Linked DNA regions of Homo sapiens: region 1 is linked to region 2. A link is a contact called in ENCODE Hi-C or POLR2A ChIA-PET data. All regions are on one chromosome and are shown on one strand. The core of a region is the stretch at or near the end of the contact, and the rest is flanking DNA. Distances in the headings are between cores, read along the strand shown. Region 1 overlaps RAB30 (RAB30, member RAS oncogene family). Region 2 overlaps RAB30 (RAB30, member RAS oncogene family).

The links. A loop is a pair of places that touch in the nucleus more often than their neighbours do. ChIA-PET counts read pairs that join two places held with the same protein, here RNA polymerase II (POLR2A). Pooled maps may share reads with other maps.
Region 1: a loop to region 2 is called in a map of PC-3, with 4 times the contacts of the local background. The contact joins two enhancer-like sites. A Hi-C loop is called at or near these places in 16 of 168 maps with a recorded cell type or tissue (B cell, CD8-positive, alpha-beta T cell, K562 and 11 more), 20 of 37 single-sample maps with no recorded cell type and 15 of 50 pooled maps. POLR2A ChIA-PET finds 5 or more read pairs at or near these places in 13 of 52 experiments (A549, AG04449, BJ and 9 more).

Annotation. Positions count from the first base shown.
Region 1 is chr11:83,040,830-83,047,080 of GRCh38, reverse strand. The region is part of intron 1 of RAB30 (RAB30, member RAS oncogene family); the gene reads left to right. SNORA70E (small nucleolar RNA, H/ACA box 70E) reads left to right here and starts at 5,483; the gene lies at 5,483-5,617. RefSeq lists an enhancer at 1,263-1,817. Within about 2 kb of position 1,965, at least 3 of the 41 ENCODE cell types and tissues checked have a DNase peak (open chromatin) inside an H3K27ac peak, as active enhancers do.
Region 2 is chr11:83,006,653-83,013,037 of GRCh38, reverse strand. All of the region lies in intron 1 of RAB30 (RAB30, member RAS oncogene family), which reads left to right. Among named protein-coding and RNA genes, the nearest start is that of SNORA70E, 32 kb to the left of the region's middle. RefSeq lists an enhancer at 5,112-5,171. Within about 2 kb of position 4,922, at least 20 of the 41 ENCODE cell types and tissues checked have a DNase peak (open chromatin) inside an H3K27ac peak, as active enhancers do.

The DNA.
Region 1 (6,251 bases), core at 716-3,215, 37 kb before region 2:
GCAGTTAGCAAATTGTAGTTGAGTTCCTGTTGTGCCTTTGGTATTGTTTCAGACTTGGTACTGCTCTGCGTGAAGAGCCGGAATCACACAATTCAAGGAAACCCAGCAGAATTAGAATGTTAAAATGTCAGGGTTTAAAGGGACTTTAGAGATAATCTAATCCAGAGGCAGCAAGCTGTTTCTATTAAAAGGTCCAGAAAGTAAATATATTAGGCTTTGGGGGCCACATATGATCTCTGATGCATATTGTTCTTTGTTTTTGCAATCATTAAAAAATGTAAAAATTGTCTGGGTGCTGTGACTCACAGCTGTAATCCCAGCACTTTGGCAGGCCAAGTGGGGAGGTTCACTTGACGCCAGGAGTTCGAGACCAGCTTGGGCAACAAAGTGAGACCCCTGTCTCTACAAAATAAAAATAAATTAGCTGGGTATGGTGGTACACACCTGTAGTTGTAGCTACTCAGGAGACTAAGGTGGGGAGATGGCTTGAACCCAGGAGTTCAGGGATGCAGTGAGCTATGATCACGCCACTGCACTGAAGCCTGGGCAATAGAGTGAGACCCTGTCTCTTAAAAAAAAAAAAGTAAAAATTATTCTAAGCTGGGGGTAGAGATATAGGCTGGATTTGGCCTATGAGCCATAGTTTGCCAACCCCTGATCTAATAGATTCCCTTCATTTTACCAATGAGGAAACTGAAGGCCAAAGGGTGGAATACCTCTCCAGCCCTTTTTCTAAGTGGTGACACTTAGAAAAGGATCCCTAGAGGTCAGGCCTACACCTCAGAGTGTCCACTCACCTTGCATATGTATAGCTTTGGTCCCGAGGGAAGTATGAATCTTAATTTTAAGACACTGGGTGCCTATCACTTTCCAGGACGGTGTTTGGGATTAAGGATGCACAATTTGGTACAACAAAGCCTTAGCTCTCAGTCAGCTTAGTATATCCCATATATGCCTGGGTAAGTAATGAGGTTAAAGGAAGTAAAATGAAAGATTCAGACAACTACTGAAGAAAGGTGATTTATTTGGCAGTTGCTTTGTTTCACCAGTTTATCTGAGCAGTGTCATTGAGACATATATGAAACCATGTAAGATCAATCATAGAGCCTTTTAATATTCCAGAGCTTGAAGAGATTTTAGGATCACTTAGCTATAACCTCTCATTTAACAAATGAAGAGCATGAAACCCAGAGATTTTAAATTACTTACTCTGGGTCACACAGCTAATTATTAGAATCTCAGGGTGGATTTTAGATACCTAGTGTAACCACTCAGATAATAACAAAGATTAATAATTATAGCCAACATTTACCTAAAGTTACTATAATATGTATAGTCATATACGTAATCTCAGTTCTGACAGTAACTCAATGTAATAGGTTTACCATACCCATTTTACAGCTGAGGAGACAAAACTTGTACAGGTTAAGTCAATTTTGTCCAAAGCCACCAAGCCAATAAGTGGTAGAGTCAGGATCTAGGCTCAAGTGCTTAACCGTGGCAAGGCTGTTTATTGCAGTTTGACTAAGTGCTTGGATTGTGCTTCTCCATTCATTTGCGACCTCCTGGTGGGCAGTGGGTATGCCCTTTTAATCTGTGTTTTCCTACTCTGGGCTTGGCATATACAATTTGTTCAATAAATGTTTACAGAGCTGGGTGTGGTAGCTCATGCCTGTAATGCTAGCACTTTGGGAGGTCAAGGCAGGAGGGTCGTTTTAGCTCAGGAGTTCGAGACCAGCTTGGGCAAGATGGCAAGATCTTATCTCTAGGAAAAAAAATATATATATGGGCACAGTTGTGGATGCCTGTAGTTTCAGTTGCTTGGGAGGCTGGGTGACAAAGGGAGACCTCGTCTCTATAAAAAAAAATGTTTACAGAATAAATGAATAAATGAGTAATCCACCCTTCTTTAAACAGTTGACACTTCCGGTGATGAGTCAATGGGAGTTCAGTGTCTGTGTTAGACCATGTCTAGGTCTGCTGACGGCTAGTCCTTTCATGAGATAGGCTAATGTGCAGATTTCGGCTAGGAAAGCCTATTGCCCTGCAGTTGTTTTTACAGTGCCCCTGAACATTTTTGAGAATTAATGTATACAGTAAAATTCTCTTTGAACATCAAAGATTCCTTGAAGACCTGATAGCCTGCTTGGTTTCTCTGAATCTGATGAAGTTTGTAGAGATAACTGGAAGATTCTCTCTGTATGTGGTACCTGCCTTTTGCACAGCCATTTTAATTTAAAGCTATAGTTTCAAACTATATTCTGAAGCATCCTGGGGTTTGTGGGCTAAAAAATCAAGGAATTCTGTAAGAAAAATGAGGGGTGGATTTGGCTTTGAGCCCAATGATGCCTAAAACAAATTCTTTGCTGCATTTATTTTTCAGTTCTGATGAACGAGAACAACCAACTCATTAAATGTAGAGTACCTGGCAATATTTTCTTCTCTTTCTTATATAAGTTGAATGTTTTTCTCATCTGACAATGGTAATACATGGGATTGCTCTGGACTTTTTCGAAGTTCAAAGATCTTTGAACAGACTTGTAGTGATATTTCTAAAAAAAAAATCTTCCTACCTGGATTACTGTTTTTTATATAGAGAATGGGCTTTGTTTGCCATTCACTCTAAGTGGAATTTTTCTATATGGCATAATAAAGCTGAAGTCCTTAGATTTTAGTTCAGAAAGCCATATCCTTTGAACCTAGGCCTCTGGGTTTGTTCACATAAGTCAATATACAGCGTTAATAATTGCTGCATATCCCTTGAGGGAAAATCCAAATTAAATAAAGAAGGCTTTCATTAGGTTGTGAATAAACAGATTTTGGTTATATTGGTAAGATTCTTTAGGGATTTTCAGGGGGTAGAGATGAATACAAGATACCCTTCTCATTTGCAGGTGTTTGAGAAATCTCTTAAAATAGAGAAACACAGGAATATTTGTTTTCCAACAAAAAATAATTCAAAGACCTGCCCACGTTTCTTGCCAAAGCTTTGTTCTTTTCAAGTCCCATCCAACCCTACACAAATTTTTCTTCTGATTATATTAGGAAGAAAACCTTAATGGCTGCTTGCTGTTAACATCTACCTTTAAACATTTCTTAACTATTAATGAGTCTTTCATTTAACTATATCATAATATAACCCTGGTTTACTGCACTTTATATCTACTTCCCTCCCCACTCAGCAGTAGTAGTGTTTCCTCCAGTAAAAAGGGTCAGGGGGTGGGAGATGGAAAGGATCTGTTCACTGCACGGTAACTTGCTGTGTTATGGGGTAAATAGAGGTGTGTGGTTTTTTTTCTATCTAATTTTTTATTTTGAAAAATTTAAAACAAACATATTAATACAAAGGACAACCAAAAAACCCTTTACTTAGGTTTACCAATTGCTAACATTTTGCCACATGTGATTTATCTTTCTTTATAAATGCATATTTACACTAGGGGGTAGGGCAGACATCATGATCCTTTATCTCTAAATATATCAGTATTCTCCTAAGTGTAAGGGGGATATTCTTCTTCACAATACCATTATCATGCCTTAGAAATTTAATATTGATTCCATTATGTCATCTAATAGAGTCCACATTTAAATTTTGCCTTTGATCAGCTAGCTGATAAACAAATCATGTCAAAACTTAGTGGCTTAAAACCACCACAGTTTATTAGTGCTCATAATTCCACGGGCCAGTTGGGTGGTTCTTCTAATGTGGATTAGGCTCAGCTGATCAACTGGGCTCCTTTATACCTCTGGAGTCAGCTGCTGGACTGACTAGGAGCTGGCTGGTCTAAGTCGGCCTCAGTTTGGATGGCTTTTCTTTGCTCTAGAGGGGTCTAGAACAGGCTAGAACAGGCTTGTTTCCATGGCTTATGGGAAGGTTCTAAGAGAGTGGAAGAGTGCAAAGCCTTTTAAGGCCTAGGCTTGGAATTGGCACAGCATCACTTCTGCAATCTTTTGGTCAAAGCAAGTCACATGCTCCTCTTGATGGGAATAACTGCAAAGTCATATTGCTCAAGGGCATGGATACAGGGGCATGAACAATCACAGCCATTTTTGCAATCTATCATACCCATATTGTCCAAATACCGTTAATAATAATGTTAATGTTGTAATGTTAATCATTATAACTGTTGGTTCGTTTTTAATCCAGGATCCAAACAAGATTACACATTAAATGTAGTTGTTTTACCTCTTTAGTCTCTAAATCTATAGGAGTCTCCCTGCTTATTTGTGTTTTATGATATTTTTAAGATTCCAGATCTGTTTTCTTAACAATATCTCACAATCTGAATTTGTATAATTATTTCTACATGATTATATACAGGTTAAATATTTTGGGCAAGAATTCTAAAGCTGAGGTTGTATATTTCCCATATCATCACAAAAGGAGGCACATAATTTTAGTTTGTCCAGATCATTAGTGATGCTAAGTGGAATCACTGCCTAAAGTGGGGGCTGCCAGATTTTGTAGTCATGAAGTTGCCATTTCCTAGAGAAAGATTTGTGGGTTTTTTTGTTTTTGTTTTTTTTGGAGATGGAGTCTCGCTCTGTTGCCCAGGCTGGAGTGCAGTGGTGCATCTTGGCTCACTGCAACCTCTGCCTCCTGGGTTCAAACAATTCTGCCTCAGCCTCCCGAGTAGCTAGGATTACAGGTGTGTGCCGCCACACCCAGCTAATTTTTTGTATTTTTTTTAGTAGAGATGGGGTTTCACCGTATTGCCCAGGCTGGTCTTGAACTCCTGAGCTCAGGCAATCCACCCACCTTGGCCTCCCAAAGTGCTAGGATTACAGGCATGAGCCACTGCAACTGGCCTAGATTTGTTTTAAGTCTCGACATTTGGTGTTAGCATCCTTCCAATCACATCAACATATATTCATTAGATACCTATTGTATATCTAGTCTGATTTAGTGCTATGGGGATCTAAAAGAATGGTAAGGCGTGTTCCCTGCCTGAAGGAATATATAGTTTTCTTGAGTTACTCTTTAAAAACTGAACAAATAGTAGAGGAGTGGTGATTCTAAGTTAAAAACTAATTTTTTTTTTTTTTTTTTTGAGACAGAGTCTCACTCTGTTGCCCAGGCTGGAGTGCAGTGGTCACTGCAACCTCCACCTCCCGGGTTCAAGCGATTCTCCTGCCTCAGCCTCCTGAGTAGCTGAGATTACAGGCATGTGCCACCACACCTGTCTAATTTTTGTATTTTTACTAGAGACAGTGTTTCACCATGTTGGCCAGGCTGGTCTCACACTTCTAGCCTCAAGTGAAATCTACCCAGCTCAGCCTCCTAAAGTGCTGGGATTATAGGCATGAGCCACTGCACATGGCCTAGGTTAAAAACTTTTTAAAAAAAGTTTTAAAGTTAAAAAGTTTATAAAAACTTTTTTTTTTTTTAGCTTAATAAAGTTCACAAACTGAACACATCAGGGTAACCAGTATCCAGATTAAGAAACAGAACGTAACCAACATCTCAGTAAGACTGATTTTTCTGCAACCAATTAAGCCGACCTAGTTCCTTTCCTCTTTGGGGCCTGGTGTTCAATAGCTGCAAACAGCAGCTTCCTTGGTAGTGTATGCAGCCTGTTTCTTGTATGGGTTGCTCTAAAGGACCTTGGAGACAGCCCTTTCTAATATATGTTTATGTCTCTGACCTTGTACTGTCCCCAGTGTAGGCTCCAGACAGTGGAGGTGCCTTTGGAAAGCCTCAAGGAGCCTTGATCAGGGTTCATACTGGCCAAGTTGTCTTGTCTATCCACATCAAGCTATAGAACCAGGAGCATGTGATTGAGGCCCTCCACAGGGCCAAGTTCAAGTTCCCTGGTCACCAGAAGATCCACATCTGAAAGAAGTGGGGCGTTTCAAAGTTCGATGCAGATGATTTTTTTTTTTTTGAGACAGAGTTTCACTCTGTCTCCCAGGCTGGAGTACAGTGGTGTGATCTCAGCTCACTGCAACCTCCACCTCCTGGGTTCAAGCAATACTCCTGCCTCAGCCTCCTGAGTAGCTGGGACTACAGGCACATGCAACCACGCCCAGCTAATTTTTGTATTTTTTTGGTAGAGATGCGGTTTCACCATGCTGGCCAGGGTCGTCTCAAACTCCTGGCGTCAAGTCATTTGCCCACTTTGGCCTCCCAAAGTACTGGGATTACAGGTGTGAGCCACCGTGCCCAGCCAGTGCAGATGAATTTGAAGACGTGGTGGCTCTGGTATGAGAAGTGGCTCATCCCAGATGGCTGTGGGGTCAAATACATCTCC
Region 2 (6,385 bases), core at 3,673-6,172:
AACATAGAGGAGGCACAAAGTAGAGAGTGACCAATTCACAGGGAGGGTGGGGGTATGGTTTGAGAGATAATTGGTTGTTTACCACCCAATAAAGAGAGATGAGCCCTGTGAGTAAAGGTGTGAAGGGATGAACCTGTCTAGGGGCCCATGCTCTGGGAACTTGGCAAGACTGCGTGATCATAGCGGTAGTCATAGTGGTAACAGGTCATGAGAAGCAAAGCCTGAAAGATACGAGGTGCTGGGCTGTGGAGGGCTCTGCATGCCCTGCTGGAGAATTTGAACTTTCGCCCAACAATAACAATAACAGTAGCAGCACCTAACATTTACTGAGCACTTCCTCTTTGCCAGGCCCTCTTCTTTGTACTTTATTGTATTAATTCCTTTAATCTGCACAACGGTCCTATGGGGTAAGTACTGTTATTATCCCTATTTGTAAATAAATACACATAGGATAGGTATTGAATTTGTTCTTAAAAATAATAATAAATAAATAAATGTAGGCACCAAGAGGACAAGGAACTTGCCCAGGGTCACCCAACTCATAAAGAGCATTCAGAGCATTCAGAAAGAGCAGTCTGAGGATTCAGACTCAGGCAGTGTGGCTCCAAAGTTTGCCCTCTTAACCAGGGCACTGTACTACTTCTTACAGACAACTTTGTGGGGGCAGCCAGAGCCCTGGAAGAGTTTTAAGTGTGGGAATGACATGATTAGATTAGTTCTTTGGAGAGGCTGCAGTGGAGTCGCATTGCATCTTGTACAAGTGTTCATTTCTAAAAGCATTGGAGGCAAAAAATGCCAAGTTCCATTTCTTCTTGCCTCTGAGTGAGGTTTGCTATGCTAGTGGTGGCGTACCACATCTTAGGCAGTCCAACACAGCAGCTTTTTTCCTCTATCCTTAGAACAGAGGACAGAGTCTTTGGAAGACATGCATATAATAGATGAATCATCAGTTTGTGTTGAGGGACTCTTTTGTTTGAAAAGCACAAAAGTATCACACTCCTGCAGAAACTGAGCCCCTCAGTGGTGACAACAGACTCAGCCTCCCCTCATTTAGTGCATATCCAAGCCTGTGCGTTGCTTAGATAGTGTTTTTCCCTGCCCTTGTTTCTCTCTCTAGAGAAGTCCATAGTGATATGGGTGCACATTAGGCCTGTGATGGTCTGCATTGCATTTGGCAGCAGAATGGAAGAAGGACAGCCTGCAAGTGGGGAGGCAGGAAGAAGGCAGGGAAAACAAGCAGAACACAGCAGCTGCTGCCCAGCTACCAGAGTCTGGCCTTGGTGAAGGGCAGGGCAGGAGGCCAGGAGAGTAAGGGTATGAGAAATGTAAAGAAAGTTAAATATTCTGGACCTAATGACCAATTGAATTGGTTTCCTTCAACTTTCTTCTGATCTGAAAACTTAGTACATCATTGTATCTTCTTGTTTTCAGTCTGTTAAATGCCTTTCTAATTCCAACTACATTATTCAGTCTTCCAGCTTTAATACACAGTACTCGCCATGTTCTTGGCTTATGGCTACTGAAATAGACCTAAGAGTCATCTACAGGTGTTAGGAACCTTGATTGGTCCATTTATTTTGTCATAGTGGTACAATATTCTCTTTTTTACTTACAAACTGACATTATGTGGGGTCTCTTGATAGCCACCATTATGTTATAGTACAAGATTTATATTAAGTTCTCTGGTTTCTCAAAATTGAAATGATTTTGTAACTGCTTTAAAGAAATGTTGATGCGATTACAACAACGATCAAAACAAAACCAAACCAGCCAGTACATGGGAAAAAGAAACTAGGAGAAACACATCAAAATGTTGACAGTGATTGCATTTGTATTGGCAATTTTATTTTTCCCTTTTCTGTGTTTCCAAAGTTCTGAAAATGTGTCTATGGTACATACAAAATGTTAACAACTTGTTTTTTAAAAAATAACAAACTTCAAAAATAAAAGGTCTCTGTAATCTCATAATTCTAGCATAACACATTTTTACTTTTGAAATGCCCTTGTTGATATACATGTGTATTTTTCATAGCTGCAGTCCTGACAAATGCAGCTTTGCAAATTCTTTTCATTTTACAGCCTATTGTCAACATTATTTCATTTTTCTACACAGTTTTCATAATTGGCATTTCTAATGGCTGCCTTGCATCCCATGGTGTTGATGTTCTATATGGAACTTTCCTTTGGACATTTTGATTGTTTCTAGTTCTTTACTGTTTTAGATAAGAGGTAATGAGTATTTTTGTTCATTTGGCATTTTGGGTTCGTTCAGTTATTTCCCTAAAGTGAATTCTCAGCAGTGAGCTAACTGCATGAAAGGTTTGGATTCTTTTATGGCTTTTGGTATGTGCCAAGTAAGACCCTGCCTTCTGGAAGAGCCCATTGAATGTGGATGGTCACTGGCTTCATATATGTGTACCTGTCCCATGTTTCCCTCCCCACTATTGAGCCCCTAAGATATTTTAATAATGTGCATTGGAAAAGATATAAATATGAAAAAAAGGAAATAAGCTATTCATAATCTCACCACCCAGAGGTAAGAATTTTAAAAATTTATTTCCTTCTAAGTATTTATTTATTTATTTTTGTTTTTTAGAGACAGGATTTCACTCTGTCTGGAGTGCAATGGCGTGATCACAGTTCACAGTAATGCCTAACTTCTAGGCTCAAGAGATCTTCCCACATCAGCCTCCTGAGTAGCTAGGAGCATAGACATATGACACCACACCTGGCTAATTTTTAAATTTCTTGTAGAGGTTGGGTCTTGCTGTGTTGCCTGGGCTGGTCTCAAACTCCTGGCCTCAAGCGATCCTTCCTTCTTGCCCTCCCAAAGCACTGGGATAACAGGCACAAGCCACCACGCCCAGTCCAAGTATTTATTTCATAATGCTGTATCATGTGGCTTCTCTGTTAGCCCTTCTCTATTGGTATATAGAGGTTTTACTTCTCCCTCCATCTTGGGGGTCATCTTAGCCAGATGTGGTGGCCCACACCTGTAATCCCAGCACTTTGAAAGTCCAAGGCAGGAGGATCACTTGAGGGCAGGAGTTCAAGACCAGCCTGGACAACATAGTGAGACCACATCTCTACAGAAAGTAAAAGTAAGTAAATAGGTAAATCTTTGTGCACATTTAGGAAGCATTCTGTAGGAAAATTCCCAGAAGCAGAATTTTCCTCTTGCTGGGTTGAAGTGTGTGGACCTTGTGAAGGCTTTTGATGAGTATTGAAAGGCTTTTGATGAGTATTGAAAAGTTGCTATTGAGGAAAGTTGTGCCTCTTTCTACTTCACCTGTTAATGTTTGGATGCCATTCCTGCCTTCAGTAGGTTAACACCAGTGGCCATTTATTTATCTGTTTATCTTGAAATAAGTTTGGACCTCTCTGGTCTTTTGTTATTTGTTTTTATTTTATTTTATTTTATTTTATTTATTTTTGGTGTTTTTGGCTCCCTGGGCATGTTGTTCCTGGGATTAAAATCCCAGAATTTATATTTTCTTTAGGATTTCCCTCAGGTTCCATCTGTTGCTAAATTTTACACATCCACATCTTCCACCCAGCTCTCAAACTGTACCCTGCAGCATGGTTACAGAATTCTTGATTTCATAGACTTTTTGAAATCTGGAACTCTTTGAAAGAGACTACTTATTTTGGCTTAAAAATTTCCCCGTTTTTGGCCGGGCGCGGTGGCTCACGCCTGTAATTCCAGCACTTTGGGAGGCCGAGGCGGGCGGATTGCCTGAGGTCAGAAGTTTGAGAACAGCCTGGCGAACATGGTGAAACCCAGTCTCTACTAAAAATATGAAAATTAGCCAGGCATGGTGGCGGGTGCCTGTAATCCCAGCTACTTGGGAGGCTGAGACAGAATTGCTTGAACCTGGGGTGTGGAGGTTGCAGTGAGCTGGGATCTCACCATTGTACTTCAGCCTGGGTGATGAGAAACTCTGCTCAAAAAAAAAAAAAAGGTTTCCCGCTTTTTGGCCATTTCTTTAATAAATACTTGTTGAATTCAACTTTAAGGAGCTCAGGGTTCATTGTTATGTGATGGAGTCTAACGTATATGGGAATTGAAGAGAGGTGAATTTGGGCCAGATTATGAAGAGCCTTGTTACACCATCCTACCTAAGGAGTTGAACTGCATCCTCAAGGCTGATAATTAGTTGGCACTTTTGGGAAAACACTTCGTAGACTGGCTGCAGGGAGCCTGGTTAGAAGTCCACAGTAGGCTGGGTGGGGGAGAGCTGACTAGTCCCTGAGCCATGTTGGTGCAGTGGGGACAGGGGTTAAGCAGGGGTGTATTCAAGCAGGCCTTGGTGACAGATAGGTTATGGTATGCTGTGTGAGTGTGTGTGCATGTGTGTGCGTCCATCCCTGCTGAGGGAAAATTTGTACCCTATCTTCTGCATAAGAATTTGCCATGATACAGGAATTTGCCAGGATAATGCACTGGAAAACACTTAGGAAACTAAAAGTGCTCTATAGATGTAAAAACATTGATAGTAACAGTATGTAAGAAATTCTGCCCAATGGGGTTGATTCAAGGATGCAATAATGGCCTGGTGTGTGTAAAGCTCTAGACAAGTAGTCATTCTTTTGCTTGACACAGGACCTGTCACAAACTTGGGAGAGTTCTTTTTTTGTCTTCATCTATTCAGGTTGCTGAGCATGTGGACACTTGCTTCCCTCTCACTTTTTCTCCTGCTTCCAGTGAGGAGGGAATCTGAACAGCTGAAGGAGGGGTCCAGCCTAGTGTGACAGTCTTCCAACAGGGAGAAGACATCTCTGTTCCTGGTAGGCCTCTGATCTCCGGGGCAGAGGACCATCAGGGGAAAGACTTGAGCCCAGTTCTGAGCCGTGGCCCTGACCTCTGGCTCCCTGGCCAGGCTGCTTTGTGTGTTCAGCCCGGTGGGAGGAGACTGAATAAGCTGATAAGAAGGTTCTTCCGGTCCAGCCAAGCAGGCGCAGGGAAGCTTCTGCAGAGGAAAGATTAGACACGGTCCCTGATTTAGAGAATACAAGGGGGAAGGCAATGGGGCAAAGCCCAGAGCTCTTTGCAGTGGTATTGTTTATTGTTGGAGGAGGACAACAGAGGGAGCCCCACCTGCTTGTGCAGAAGACAGAAACAGCAAGTTGGGTCTGCAAGTGCCTTTTTTAGGGCAGTTTAACAAACATGTTTTGCAGACAGAAGTCTCCAACTTGGAAGGGGGTCGATGAGTGGGAAGGGTATCCTTTTTCTTCCCCCAGGAAACAAAGCAGGAGTATTTCCAGGCACATCTGAGCCTCTTTGTCAAGCACCTGCTCCCAGGTGCTGTGGTACGAAACAAATTAGCCCCGCCTGGGGAGTTAACTGAGTGGGTCCTAAGCGGTGGCCTCTTCCCTTCTCTTCTCACCTATATGTGGAAAACCAAATCTGTGCTTAGTGTAGGGATGCTCCCCATGGCCAGCTTCTCACTATGGCAGAAAGAGCACCAGAAGATAATTCAGGTGTTTGCTTGGGTTAATGCTGATGAAATGCTGCTTTGTGGAATCATTCTCATGTTTGGAATCCCAAATCCGTTTTGTATTTCTAGGAATTAGGAAAATATCAAACATAATATATGAAGAATAAAATAAAATATTTGATTGTCTTGATTTTTGAAAATAGTATTATGGAGGTCTCAGGCCTGCTTTATTTTTCATTTTCATTTTTACTTTTTGCATATCTTGAAAAGTATTCTAAGGGCTGCTTCTGAGCTCCTTCCTCCTAACTCCACCCCCAATCCATGGCATGTGTTCATGCCAGCCACCCCTGACAGTTTTGTCTGTGGCCTTGCCCAATGGAGATTTATATGTGCAGATCTTATTTGTCCTGGCAGCAGCTCTGATTTGGAGTCAGGGGACCTGTGTTTGCTCTTCTGGCTCTGTTGCTTACATGCTGCGTGGCCTGAGGCAAGTCACTATCTTGGTTTCAAATCTCATTTCTGTAAAATGGGGAGAAAAAGATGAGCTCCTTCTGCTTCCTCAGAAATGTTCTGTGTCAGAGTGAAGTGAGAGTAATTTCTAAGCTGTAAGAATGTGTGAGAGTTTTGTTTTTATTCATGACACAAGCAAGCTATTGTTTGATCCATTGGTTTTGGCTGCCATACTGTGGATACTTGGTTTTGAGGGAAGTTGGTCTGAAAGAATGAATCCTCCTTGTAGAGACTCACTGTGCTGAGACATGGTTTAGAGAAAGCAGTGATACACACAATGAACTGGAAAAGCAACTCCAGAGTCTGGGTGGGACATTCCTTCCTGGGGTCCCTGTCCCATGAAGGGGTGCAGCTGGGCAAAGAGAAAGACACAAAGATTGAAACAGAGTACCCCAAATAGATTTTTTTTTAAACAGGGCCTCTCTCCCTGTATTAGG